2 separate regions of the Homo sapiens genome follow, and region 1 is linked to region 2. Evidence: chromatin loops called from intact Hi-C (ENCODE). Cell type or tissue: heart left ventricle. All regions are shown on one strand. Links, peaks and the distances in the headings refer to the core of each region. The heading gives the core; the rest is flanking DNA. Region 1 overlaps MAML3 (mastermind like transcriptional coactivator 3). Region 2 overlaps MAML3 (mastermind like transcriptional coactivator 3).

Region 1 (7,218 bases), core at 2,929-5,428, 160 kb before region 2:
GCTGAGGCACGTGGATCACCTGAGGTCAGGAGTTCGAGACCAGCCTGACCAATGTGGTGAAACCCCATCTCTACTAAAAATACAAAAATTAGCTGGGCGAGGTGGCGTGAGCCTGTAGTCCCAGCTACTGGGGAAGCTGAGACAGGAGAACTGCTTGAACCTGGGAGATGCAGTGAGTCAAGATTGCACCACTGCACTCCAGCCTGGATGACAGAGTGAGGCTCCATTTCAAAAAAAAAAAAAAAAAAAAAGAATCCTATTCCTTATCAGGGCACACTTCATGACCCACCTCTCCAGCCTCATCTGTTGAGGGCCACCATGCCAGCCCCCATGCTACCTCTGATCCTACCAGACTATTTGTATTTGGCTGAATGTGTCTTGCTCTTCCCTGTCTGTTTTCTCTGCCTCCAGTCCCCCTACCTTCTTTACCTGGCTAACTCCTTCTACTCATCCTTGAACTCTGAGCTCTAGTATCACACCCAGGAAGCCCTCCCTGCCATCACCGTGGCTGGTCACTTCCTCTCTGAATATCCAAAGCACCTTCTGCCTTTCCTCCACTAGCCTTCTCATTGCATGTGTCACAACCGCATGCCCATCAGTTTCTCTCCCCCTGGCTGAGGGTCCCTTGCCAGCCTTTGTCTTTGTATTCACTCGCCTCTTGCAGTGCCTATCATACAGTTAGGACCTAATGACTTAGTGATAGACAAATGATGGAAAATAGGTCTGTGATTAGCTGCTTCCTGCAACCTTGTTATATTCCTACCTGACCCTCCACAGGTCAACTCAGGACAACTTTTAAAATTTGATTTGGGAGAGAGGCGTCTGCATTTCCTGAGGCTCCTGTCTAAATCACAGTTCTGGCCATCCAGGGAAGGAAGGTATGCCTTCCTACTCAGCAGATGTGGCCTGAGTATACGTTGCTGTGTAAAGGAAGAAAACCAAGGAGTCACGGTAGAATCTGAATATATCTTTTAACTTTTTTTTGTTAATATTTTAAGATATGGCTACTACAGCTGATTGTTATCGATCTGTGTGTGCAGAGGTGGCCAGAAAGACTGATGTATGCCCAGCTGTTCATTTGATACCAGACACACACTTTAATCTGGGTCTGAAACCTCGATTTGTATGACCCATTGTGGCCTTTTAGGGCCAAGCTCTTGACATGAGAGTTACAGCAGGTTTCCTGCCTCCCCTCCAGCCATGTTCGGCTGCAGGAGTATGCTCGGTACGTTATCAAACATTTCTGGTCCTCTCCTGATGTCCCCGTTTATTTTCCAGCAACAACTGTCTCAGAATTGGCTTTTCCACCTTATCCATGTCATCTGATGACTAGCTTGTCTCTTCTCCAAATTCCCCCATACTAGTCACATCTTCCTCAAGGCTTTTCCTGGACCAAACTAAAGTTTCCTGAAGATCACCAGCCACTGACAAATACACCAAGTGATATCCCTGTTTCCAAAATATCAATCACACACTCAGAGAACCACTGAGCTGGAAGGGACCTCTGGGCATCGTGGCACCTGAACCTCTCTTGATGAGAATCTACAAGACATTTTGTTAGATGTTTGTCCATCCATCCATCTGTGAAAAATCACAGTGATTGGTTGAGAGACTGGTTCTAAAATGAACATCATGTACTTGGGAGACAGATGTCCAACAAATCACAGTCACCCAGAAAGAACCTTCTCGCCCATGTGATTTCTCCTCTGATCCCTGATGTTCAAACTGACATTTGAGGGGAAGACAGAAATGTGTCCAGATAAAACTCTCCAGCTGGATGGTACAGGGCACAGCAGTTATGACAGAAAGAGAAGAGCCGCAGCAGAAGAGCAGTCTGGTTACTCCCCCAGGGAAATAACATCCAGAGGGATGGGGGACTCCAATATACTGCCTTGAATATCAACACACTGAAGTATGCAGCAGAAACAGAATGAACCTGCTGGAACAGGCTGGTGTCTGTGGGGCTCACGTGGCAGGGAACTCCTGCTTCCTACCCCTCCACATCCACCCTGCCCTTGCCCCAGGTCCCGGCCTGACTCCTCACCTTGAACCAGCATCTCTCCCTTACAATTTTTCTAGCTGCTATTAGGCTGTAGTCCTGCTCTAGGTGTGGAAGACCAACTCTAGGTTCTGGCCATAAATTGTTTTAGCACCTAGGCAAATTGCTTTCTAGGTTATTAAAAGAACTGCAGATGTTAGAGGCTGTCTCTAGGATTGTTAGACAGCCTTGTTTTGTGCTTTCTTTACCTATTTTGATTTTTCTATAAGAAGTATGCATTATTTTAATATTTTTGGGAAAAGAAAAATGATTTAAGATAAAAATATTTTTTTGCATCTGTGGTTATGGAAACACTGTTAATATCGAGAATGAATAAATAATGGAATACTGGAATGAACCATGAAGAGAAGCAAGGCAATAGCCCACTTTCACACAGGGGGTAAAGGCGAACATGATATTGATTTCTTGCAAAGTTTTAGGACAAAAGATTAAACAGGATTTCTGAAAATATGTAAAACAAAGAGGCCACCTTTCCCATTATTCTGTACTGCTGTTAACTGATTATAGTAGGGGAATGCCACATATGTGATACTTCTCAACAACACGGTATTTGGCAAACTCTCTCATGACAACTTTTGGACAAAATGGAAAACAGTGCATAGAAGTCAAGAGTAGGTTCCTTGGAAGCTGGCTGAAAGTCTGGTCCTACTGGTACCCAGATTGGTGTCAATCTAGAAAGAGTTCTCTAACGGGGAGTGATAAGGCACTGTCACTGATGTAGATGAAGGCAGCAGATACAATGATACAAACCTGAAAAGATGAGCTAAATTCTCCCTGTGGAGTTTCCAAGATGCTGAAAGTTGAGCAGAAACTCAGGTCAAACTTAACAGAGGTAAATCTAGAATTCAGGTGAACAAGAAACCAGCTACACAAGTTCAGGATGGGAGGCAGGGAAGTGGGATAGATAGAATGTGGGCTTTGGAATCAGTCTGCTGGGCTGTAATCCCAGCACTTCGGGAAAATTACTTAACCTCACTCAGCCTCAGTGTAGGTGGGAGAATTAAAAGGGACTGATGGCACCATGTTTAGCACAGCGCCTGGCTCATGGGCACAGGACACGCTCAATAACTTTATAATTATTAAATGTGGCCAGACAAGAGTTCATTGTATACAGAACACCAAGGCGCTTCATTGCCCAAAGGAACAGTAAGAACTGACAAAGTGATGAGGCTGTAAAACACGTGAATTTGAACTTAAGCTGCAGATTCAGGAAAGAAACTGTACTACTATATTCTATACCCATCAGAAGCCATCTGGAATATTGTTCAGCTCAGGACACCACGTTCTGAAAGAGATACCAAGAGGCTGGAGTGTATCCAGAATGGTGTGACATGAGAGTGAGAAACAGCTGGACAACTAGAATCATTTAAGAAAGAAAAATGAGTACAGGATGGTCGTGACAACTCTCTTGAAATACTTGAGGAATTGTTATATAGAAAAGAGAGTCAAATTGCTCTGTTGTTCTAGAGGACAGCTTTCTTTTCTTTTCTTTTTCTTTTTTTTTGAGATGGAGTTTCACTCATGTTGCCCAGGCTGGAGTACAATGGCGCAATCTCGGCTCACTGCAACCTCCACCTCCCGGGTTCAAGTGATTCTCCTGCTTCAGCCTCCTGAGTAGCTGAGATTACAGGCACGCATCACCACACCTGGCAAATTTTTGTATTTTTTAGTAGAGATGGGGTTTCACCATGTTGGCCAGGATGGTCTTGAACTCCTGACCTCAGGTGATCTGCCTGCCTCAGCCTCCCAAAGTTCTGGGATTACAGGCATGAGCCGCTACACCCGGCCCTAGAGGACAGCTTTCTAAAAGTCTTCAGCCAAGTTTGTTTAACAAAAGGGAAAACTTTTCGACAGAATGGACCATGGAACAGGTTGCTTCATTTCCCACCACTGCAAGTGATCAAAGAGAGTCTGGAGGGGGCGTTAGGGGAATTGGAGAGGTTTTCACAGTTGTTCCCCTTCTTCCTCCTCCCTGCTCCAACAGCTACAGCCTCTACTGCTGGACCTTACTAGGCTTCCTTTCATCCCATTAATGATGATTAGATAGGACACAGAGTCCCCCAGTTCCTAACCTTCTCCACTAGAGCACAGAAGGCACATTCTCATGCACAGATGCATATTCATCCAGCAAGTATTCGCTGATGGCCCTCTACAGGTCAGGAAGTGTGCTACTTGACAGGGGCTAAAAAGATGAACAAAGTATATCCCCAGGGAGCACCTAGGCTAGTGAGAAACAGGCCCCTCAACAGATGCCTGTGAAACGGTGAGGCAAGTGCAGTGATAGAGATTAGCACGGGGGACTCTGGAATCACAAAAGAAGCTCAACTAACCCAGCCTGGCTGGGTCAAGGGGAGTCAGGGAGAGTTTTCTCCGGGAGTAGATCCTGGAAGCTGTGTGGGAATTGGTTAATGTGTTAGAGGAAGAGGGACAACATGAGCAAAGTAATGAAGGTAAAGAACAGCCCTGTGGACAAGCAGTTCTATATTGCTGGATTGTGAAGCATAGGGCATGAGACAGGAAGAAGTCAGGCTAGAGAGGTTGGATGGACCGAGAGCCCAGGGAGCCCAGTGTGGGTTTCTAGGAGCTTCTATGCCACATGCAGAAACTTGCATGGATGAAGGACTCTTGTTCGAGCTGCAGAATCCTAACTAGTCCCTGGCCTCTAGAAAATATTTGTGCAATTGTATGTTTCATTACCATGCATGTCCTCTGTTCCATGAGTGCAGGGCCTTGTCCATCTAATTCATCACTATATCCCCCGTGTCTAGCCCAGCGCCTGGGACACAATAGGTGACTAAAAAGGAAGAATGGGAACAGAAAGGATGCAGCTTCACAGGGTTTTTGTGAGGCTTCCTAAGGTGCTATATGTAGCATGCTTAGAGCACTTGGCCCTAGCATGCATGAATAAGGGACAGTGATTGTGATTATCATTCATTTGCATTTCTTTTTCTCCTGTCTTGTTGATTTTTCAAGCCCACTGCTTATAGTACCTTTGCTTTTGTGGCTGGCCCTGATTAATACATTTTGATGAGTAATAGTGTTTGCCAAATGATAACGGTCCCCAAAGAGGCCCCCAACCTACAGAGAGTTACAGAAATATTCAGCATCATAAACCAAAAAAGGATATTCAAAGGACAGAATCGAGGAACTGATTTCCTCAATGGGAATACAAAACTTATGTTTGCAGGCAGGCCTCCTCGAGAAAGTATGCAAGTGTCACATGAGGCTCCATCGCTACACTCATGGCCAAAACTTTAACCCCCGTGAACCCTGGATAAAAGGCAGGTAGAAATGGTTGAGAATAAACTGTTCTCTGTAGACCTCGTTGACCCTAACAACCATCTGACGGGGCTTTAATCTGGTGGGGTGTGGCCAGGCACAGCCCATGGAGGAAAGAAAGCCCCCCTTTCTTTCCTGAGGAGGGCTGGAGAGGGGGTGCGTGTGCATATTTCGTGTCTATGTGCCAAAGTTAGGCTTCCTGACATTGTTTCCTCTGGCTTCTCTTGGCACAGTGTCTTCCTGGTCTATGAAGGCCTGCAACTGGCTGATCTTGGTTAAAGGGAAACTGACCAGTGGTATTTGGTGGATACTGCTTGTCCTAAAGATTCAGGAGGAATAGAACTTTCTCCAGGAACCCAGGGACTTATCCAGGGATGACAATCTAACTTTTTAGGGTCTGATTGAAAGATCTGCATCCTTGTGGACAAGAACTTAACTCTACAGAGGAGATTCCTCCTGCCACAGGATTACACCTGGAAAGATTTTAACATTCTTTTCCTTTGTCAAGTCCCCAAAGGATACATTCCTGATAGGGAATCCTAGAGTTTATTCTCCCTTGAATGACTAAGGCCCTAGGCAAAGCTGAAGAGGAGTCTGGATTCTGTGAGAATGAACAAGGCAGCTGCTCGGAGTCGGCTGCTGAGGGGGCCATCTGTTTAAGCAACGAGAAGTACGGAGCTAAAGAGGCACACGGTATTCAAACATGTGAGTTCCCTGCACCAGGGCTTCTGGTCAGTTCTTCAATCAGGAGAGAAAATGATGCTTAGGTGTTAAAGGTTCAGGGGGAGCCGAAATGACTTCAATTGCCAAAATAAACAGAATTGCTTAATTAATCTAACTAAAAAATCCTGTTCAGCATTGGATTAAAAAAATCATGTTGATGCTGCCCCTGTTTATTTGGCTGAATCCTGGACTGAGAGGGTATATTTAGCCTCAGTGTGCTTGCAGGATTGCATCTTGCAGCTCAACAGGAAATATCTGGAGTCACAGCTAAAGATATCTCTGCATGTTCAGAAATTTACGAGCAGCTGTAAAAGTGGAGCTATGGTGGGCAGAGTGCTGGAACAGTCTCCCTTTCAAATGAGAGAGGCCGCTGAATTAAACACTTGAATATACCAAGTTCATGGCAGGCAGAGGGCACCTGACATGCTAAAAATAGCCAAAGTGGAAGTGCTTCTGTTGCTAAAATAATACTGAACTGGTATGCTCCTTTTCTCAACCCACAAGAAATGGGTGAAGGGGTAGAGGGTAGGCTCTGAGATTCCAAAAAGTGTGTCAGAAGCTATGCCAAGTGAAAGTCATTTCCTCATTTTGCCACTTTTCAAAAATAAATAGCTTTCTTAAGCTGAGCAAACTGAAGTAGCAGTAATCAATATATTATTTTTTAATAACACGAGACAGAAATGGTAGCAGCAAAAAGACACTGCATACCTGGATCTGTAGTCCTGCTGACAAGCAATCCTGCTGACGAGCAAACCTTTTCCATCATGGGCAAGACTCATTTATTTTTAAACATCCTTTTGCTAGACTCCCTTATCAGCAACTCCACGCCCTGCTCACCAATGCCCGGCTGGAAAGGTCCCTACTTACTCCTGTGCACATGCCTGGCAAGGCTGCTTGCTAAACAGCATGGACAAGGGGACGTCTGTGCCCCTGCATGTTGCCGGGCAGAGGAGGCTACGACCTTTTCCCGAATGGCCATTAGGTCCAAGAGCCACTGAACTTTCATTCTGTGACCGAGGACATTGTCTCATCTTTCCAAGTCTCACTTGCCCTTTTGCCTGATGTGGGGCTAATAGAGATTACCCTGGTGGCCTCCTGAAGTTGCTGTGCAGATCTAGTGAGCTAATGCATGCGAGAGCACTTTGTGACTCCCAAAA
Region 2 (7,218 bases), core at 2,072-4,571:
CTCCTCTTGAAAAGGTAATGGTTTGCTATGTAGGAAGAGAATTAGATTTGATCTATGTAGCTCCAGAACATGGAACTAAGATCAATGGATGCAAGTAATGGGGAGAAAGAATTCAGCCTCTATATAAGGAGAAACTTTTAAAAAACGATTAGAGAGATTCAAAATAGAAAGGGCTGCCTTGTGAGGCTAATGAGCTTCCTGTCCCTTGAAGTTTTCATACCAAGGCTGCATGTTCATCTGTCAGGGATTTGCAAAGGGGATTCTTTATTGGGTGGAAAGTAGGAGAAAATGACCTCTATGATTCCTTCTAATTCCATGATCCGTCTATTAAGGTTTTATATCTCTTATTAAAATTTATAGTCAAAGACCCATAGACATCTTCCTTTACTTTACAGAATAGATACTTGAGGCGAGTCCCTTTATAAAGGGAATAATCAGACTTTCTCTTTAAGTTTTGATTTTTATGTATTTTGTTTTCTCAGAATGGGTCACACCTATGTTCGGACGCTGTGTCTGTGTGGCCAGCACACACACCTTCCATCTGTCACCTTTTCTGAGTCTCCCCTGCCTGCTCCCTGCCTGGACTCTTGCGCTATTGTTCCACTAGCCGTTTTTCCCATCTTACCCTTTCCAGTCTACTCTCCACCAGCATCCAGAGTCACTGTTGAAAAACATTCTTCAGAGTATGTCTTTCTGCCTCAAATCCTTATATAGACTCCCATTTCTCTGAAAGTCAAACTTGCCTAAGAGGCGCTGGATGGTCTGGTGTCTCCCAGCTCCTTCATACCCTTCTCCCCTTCACCACCACACTCCAGGTGGCCGCGCTGGCCTCTCCGAGGGCTCTTCCCCTCCTCTGCATCTGCACCGGTGCTTCTCTCCACGTGGAACACGCTTATCCCAGCTCCTTGCTGGGCTTATTGTCATCCTTCAGATTTCAGCTCACATCTCTCCCCAGAAAGGCTGTTCTGACCACCCTGGCTCAGTCAGCTGCACCTCCCACTTGTACTTTATCGTGTCCTTCTGTTTTGTCTTTTTCACACCACTGATCACAATTTATAATCATTTTGTTTCTTCCTTTTTCCTTGGTATTGTCTTCTCCCATTTGAGTGTAAGCTCCTTGCAGACAAGCACCTAGTCTGTGTTGCTCACTAATGTGTCTGTCTCCAGTGTCTAGCAGAGATAAGCGCACGACTGGTGGTCAGTACGTATCTTTGGAATGAAAGAATAAGTGATTACATGAACATTTCTGTCCGGCATAGTAGGTGGGCTCTGGAGCTGAGTGTGACCTCACTCCTTAGAATGTAAACAGGAATCGTTTCTTAATGCTCCCTCTGTTTACCTAGCAGAGTACCGCGCATACCTCAGGCCTGCAAGAGAAATTTGGATTGACCCCCAAGAAGCACACAAATGTAATTTAAAGCCAAATATTAGAGAAAAAACATCTTTTTCACTGGAGAAAGACATTATCCATGTCTCTTAGTTTCCTATATGCACAGTGGGGTTAAATCCTAAAGAGAAATACTACAGGTCCCCAAATCTAGGATAGTGTGTCTTTTTTCCTCTGAGGGCTCTCAGAAAAAATATTCTGGCAGTGAGGAACAAGAGATGCTGGAATGAGTTACTGAGGAGGTGGTAGAATCTCCTTTTCTGGAGATCTTTAAAAATAGAACAGCCATCTGGGATGATTTAGATATGGTCTTCATTGAAGAAGGGGGAGGAAGGGGGATGAAGGATCTCTCTAAGTCCCATCTCATCCTTGATTTTCTGATATTTCACTTTAAAGTTTTATTCATGGCAAATGCCTTAAAGGAGCTAGGATTCACTTTTTCTTTTTATCTCAAAGTTAAATCCCATTTTATTTTGAACTGTAATTCTGCTGAATCACTATCCTTCTCTCTTCAAATGGGCAATTTGGATGTCATAACTTTTTTATGTAGAAAGTTTGGATGGAACTTAACTTTCCTTCTTTCTTTCTTAGAAAGGAAAGCAAAGAGATGTAAGATGGACAAGTTCAGAGGTTGGGAATGACAGGCAGAAGTGAGAATCTCTGCGTGGATTCTGCTCCTGCCACTGAGAAGGACTGAGGGAGGCGAACAGCACATGGAAAAACAGGCCAAGACTTCATGGAATGTGGAACATCCCACAACAGGGACCTGGTGCAGCTGAACACAGGAGTTCAGCCCTAGAGGTCTAGTTTACTATTTATAACTATTGAGTCTTCATTTTTGTTTGTTCATTTGTTTTCATGGGATTAAGCTTGGTAAAGTCATGTAAACGACAAGAGGCAGACTTTTCTTCTATTTGGCTAGGAAATTACAGCAGTTCAGCTGTTTCCTCTCTTTGTTCTTATGACTCTTGCTTGATTTATTAAAGTTGCAGAGTCAAAAGAATAATAGATTTTAATACACATCAGGCTGAATCTTACTATTTTTGCTATAGAGGCCATGCTGTAAAAAAGCCTTGTTAAATTTGTTTCTCAGCACTATTTGTATGCCATAACTGTTTTTCTAACCTAAATAAACTTGGTTGCGATTATCAAATACATTTTATTTTTAAATGTTCATTACAAGCACTGTTGTTCATAACAAACTAATGACTAATGACTCTAGTTATTTTTTTTCCAAAGGGAACACAGATTTCAATGACATTCACTTTTTTTGCCTTTCTGTAAGTTAATGAATAATCCATATTTTAATGGAATATTGTGTTAAGTCAGAACAAAGTGTGACCAGAAAGGTCTTCACAAAACATGCTTGCAAACTGTGGCCCTGTCACTTTATATGATATTAACCAAGGACACGTGCTTCTTCATTTGCTTACTGAGCCCAGGACTGGCTGTGTATCCACACCAGCAACACTTCTGTGGATGTGTGCAGGTGTGTCTGTGCACTGGTGCTAGAAGTGGAAGCCAAATGCCAAAATCCACAGAAAGAACATTCTAAGGTAGAAATAAGAACTCCCCAAAACAAAAAGGCAGAAAAAGAATATTCTCAAAGAACTTTACTATGAATTACATTAAGGGGCCTTTATAATACAACATGCACACACTGTTGTGTTTTGGTACATCCTGTTACATAACTGTTCACTAAAGTGGCCATCAACCACCTTTCATTAATGGAGGGCACACAGTTGTCCAGGGCAGACGGAGACATCTGATCCTTAATAGAGCAGAATTAAGTGTCTGCAGGGAGGCTGTAATTTCTACAGAGCATGGCTCCAACTTTTCCTCCCAGGAGGCCCCAGTCCCGGCACTGGAGTCCGCAGGATGACTGTCTGGGGTGAGTGACCTGCAGGAGCCCAGCTGGGGCCAGGGCTGCACACAGGGGGATTTAATCTCTGGGATAAAGACTGGTTTGGGCTCAGCTAGGTCAGATCTGGAGAATAGGCCCTTGCACACCACCTTCTCTCTGCTTTAGAATCTTCCCTTTGCTCCACTCACACCAACATGGGCAGGTGGGATCAGCTGAAAACGCAGTCTCACCAAATCCCACTGGCTGAATCCTGCTTTCTTCTGCTCTCTTTCCTCCTCATTTTTCCCCCTCTCCTGTCCACCTTACTTGCTCTGGTACACTCCAGGAGCCTCCAGGAGCCCTGGACAAACTCAGTGGGCCAGTGGCACATTCTCTGGGAAATCGAGGTCTGAATCTGGAGCTAGCCTATCTACTGCCCCTGACACGAACTCCCAACTCACATCCAGACTCCAAGTGGCTTGTGCTTAACTTCCACGATTTTCCTTTCCAGCTTCTGGTCAGTTTCCTTCCCTCTCTATGGCTGGCTGGCACACGTGAAATCTGGTCACTTTGTTATTTACAAACTATAGTTTTCAGTCTCATACCCTCTCCTGAGCTGCTCACTATCGCTCCTGTGGGGTTTTCTCACAGCCTTCTTTCACAAATTCAACACCACCATTCCCTCAGTGCAAAACAAGCATAGAGAGCTTGCTGGGGCTTGCAGAAAGAGGGAGGGGGGCTGCTGCTTCCCAAAGCCCTTCCTCTGGCACTGCCAACGTTAACGCCGATCTGTGGGGAGACTGCAATTCTAACATAATGAGATATTAATGAGCTCTGCACATGTCCCTAGCCACAACACTTCTCTCTCCCCCTCACCACAAACCCCCTTCAGCAAATCTAAAGAGAATCAGCTCCTCCTCTGACACTACAATTCCTCCACTTTCCCTGGAGCCTGCCCTCTCCCACTGCAGCACCTGGGTTGCCCGCTCACCTTAAGCTGCCAGCACTACAGAGCACCAAATGGGCTGGCACTGCCTTGTTTCCTGGCCTAACGGATGCTTGTTTAAACACTGGAGCTGTTTGCATTGCTGCGGCTCACTGCATGTTAAACACAGTCCTCTGAAACCCTATGCCAATCCAATAAAGGTATCAGCAGTTCAGTGTGGGGAGGCAATTACTATATGGTCCCAAGTGTGCCTTCTAAGCTCTAGGAAGGAAAATTTGATCGAACAACTAAAAGGAAAATCTGATTCGGCTCAGCATCACGTGGAGGACACAAGGCTTAACTGCAGCCAGGTCTGTGGAGGGCAGAGGGAAATCAATCCAGGAGCTAGGGAGAGCAAGTGCACATTGTTAAGAGGGCTTTAAGCCAGCCTGTTAGTAATACTGTCTCCTGCGTTTGGAAAGACACCCGCCTGTCCTCCCCCTTCTGCTCCCTTCAGCTTGCTTGCTTTTTAATTCCAAGGGGTATACTTATTTATTTGCTAATGACAAACTACCATCCTTCTTAACACCCTCCACCTTCTCACTCACCTTTAATTCCTTAAGCACTCATATTTAAAAAATGGCTTTTCTTGTGCAAGATCATTACCATATCAAAGGCGATGGAGAGAGACAGCAAAAATGATAGAGGGATAACATACAGGCAGAGAGAAGAAGGCAGGCCTGCTTCAGAGAGAACGGTGGGTCCCTAACCTCAAGCTAATGATACCAGTCGATAATGCAATGGATTGGTTTTCTGCCTTAGCTAAGTCTGAAAAATCAGGGGAATTAGACATACGATTTACATTTATTTCTCACCCAAGAAGCAGAAGTTAGAAAAGTGAATCATTCCCTCTGTTTTTAAGTTCTGGATATGAAAAGATATGGAGCCTAGGGTTTCTTTTACTTCTCCTTCTTTTTCATTTCAAAATCAGCTCCAAAATGGCCCATCTTTCCCAAGGAAGAGTGAGAAAGCAGCAATGTATGTGTCTGGCAACACAGAGAAATGCTACCCACAATGCTCACGTGGTGCCATCCATTCACCAGGAATTTTGCCAAATCCTTGTCTATTTCCTGAGGTTCCTGGCACAGGAGACACAGCCAAGATGGAGCAGAGGGCTGCTGTCAGCATTGGCCAGCAGTAGTGCCTATCTAATGGGTGTAAGGATAGAGCTGTTCCTTCAAAGGGTTTGAGGACAGAGTGCTTGCAGGGGTGCCGGGTAGATCTGAAATCTCACGGGATCCCCTGCACCCCAGTGCTCAGAAGGGGAGGGAGCTCTGCTCATGATAGGGTGCCAGAGGGATACGTAACACACTGAAAAGTATTCACTATAAAAGCACATTGACAGGGTCTCTAGACTAGCACATTTTGAGAGTCCCTGGAACAGTAGAGGGTCTGGCCTTGTACCCTAGACTTGACTTTGTATTTCTTACTGCACCAGCTTTAGAAAAACTCCAGCTCCCCACACCCCGGGATCCAGACGGTGGAAGCTCCACCAAGCAAACAGCAAGGCTTTACCAGCCCCACCCTGCAGTAGGGCACCACACTCTGCCCCCTTCCCTCTGTTACTGACTGGGAACAGTCATGAGAGCTTGTAGAGGACTGTCATCTTCAATGCCCATAACTGTTGACATCAGGTGAGGCATTATGATTTTACATATATTATACATACACAATATGTTTGGTTCTTGTGTTCTCCTTAGTTTCCTGACTTAACATTCATGGAACAGCCTCATTATCTCAGGCCTGGAAATATGGATAAGTGCATTATAAACCCCTTCTGAAAATTGATAAATGCCTTGCTCGTCTTGTATATTGGGAAGCAAAGTGTTCTACTTAAGTTTTGTATGTACATATTTTAAGGGGTAGTCTTTGTGTGTGTGTGTGTGTGTGTGTACACCTTTTAATAAAAATGTAAAAACAATTTTTAAAGACTTTAAACCTCTGTGATCAAAAGCTTTCTAAAAATATTTGGATGTTTCCCTGCTTTATTAGAAGGTAGATAATTAACTTTTTTTGATAACTCATAGGGTCATAAGTTACTGACCTTATTGTTGGTTACAGATCTGCTGTTTGTCTAGGGGAAAAAAGCTAGTTACTTGATTACTGGCTACCCTTATTATGAAGGAAGAGAACGTTGCAAAAGATGATAGACCAATACATTTATGAGACTCCCTATGACCCTGTTTTGATAGTACCTTGCTATATCTCCAGACTGTAAAGTCTGTAGGAATGTTAGATCTGTTCCTCAGTAAGACATGAACTCACTCCCATCTCCACTCAGCAGAAACATTTTAATTTCTTTTCTCTTCCTAGTGTTTGACATATCACCACAGAATAAAAAAAGTGATACCAACGCCAAACTTCTTCAACCTATTACTCTCTTTTCCTCTCCCCAGACATAGAAACTCACAAAATCCCTGTGCTTCTATAATGTCATTCTAATCCAGAGATAGTGGCTGAATTGTAATAAAATCACAGAAGGAAATTCTATTCCAGTGATGGAGAAATGTGGTAAAAGATACTATTTTGTTAACAGCGATTCTGAGATGATCAGAGTAGAGGCAATCACAAATGGACAGGGTATTCTTCTTTTAATTGCTTTTTTGTGTGTACATTAAGAAGGTATTTTACCCTCAAATATATAAAGAACTATCTCTGAAATCTTTACCTTTCATATTATTTACATAAAACTTTTCCTCCCTTTTTCTAATTTGTAACACACGAAATGTTTTCTCCATGTTATTCTGTTATCTTGAATTATGTTATCCTGGATCAAGAAATAGCATTCTATCCTTCTCACCAACATGAAACAGAAGTCATATCCTATTGTACAATTGTTAAATGATTACTAAAATCATTGGAGTCAGGTATACTAAAGTGTACTTTCATCATCTGGCAGATTATATTGAATAACAAGCCAGAGGTTCCATTACTTCACTCCCAACTACTACTTCTCTCAAAGAGGGGTGGGTTTGCACTTTGATATCCTACTTGCACACAGAT

The links. Peaks named below come from ENCODE experiments on the same cell type or tissue, not always from the same donor. Only the 100,000 strongest peaks of a DNase experiment are listed, where the experiment ranks them.
Region 1: a loop joins it to region 2, with 1.9 times the contacts of the local background. A loop is called at or near these places in 8 of 110 quality-filtered maps.

Annotation. Positions count from the first base shown.
Region 1 is chr4:139,757,413-139,764,630 of GRCh38, forward strand. The region is part of intron 2 of MAML3 (mastermind like transcriptional coactivator 3); the gene reads right to left. LOC124900781 (a long non-coding RNA gene) reads left to right here and starts at 5,644. Exons shown (of 2, transcript XR_007058276.1): 1 at 5,644-7,218. In heart left ventricle, for the core only: a CTCF peak has its summit at 4,225 (motif pointing left); no DNase peak of the experiment used is centred there; H3K4me3 peaks cover 11 bases; H3K27ac peaks cover 1,824 bases.
Region 2 is chr4:139,917,534-139,924,751 of GRCh38, forward strand. The region is part of intron 1 of MAML3 (mastermind like transcriptional coactivator 3); the gene reads right to left. Among named protein-coding and RNA genes, the nearest start is that of MAML3-AS1, 210 kb to the right of the region's middle. In heart left ventricle, for the core only: no CTCF peak of the experiment used is centred there; a DNase peak (open chromatin) is centred at 3,278; H3K27ac peaks cover 2,500 bases.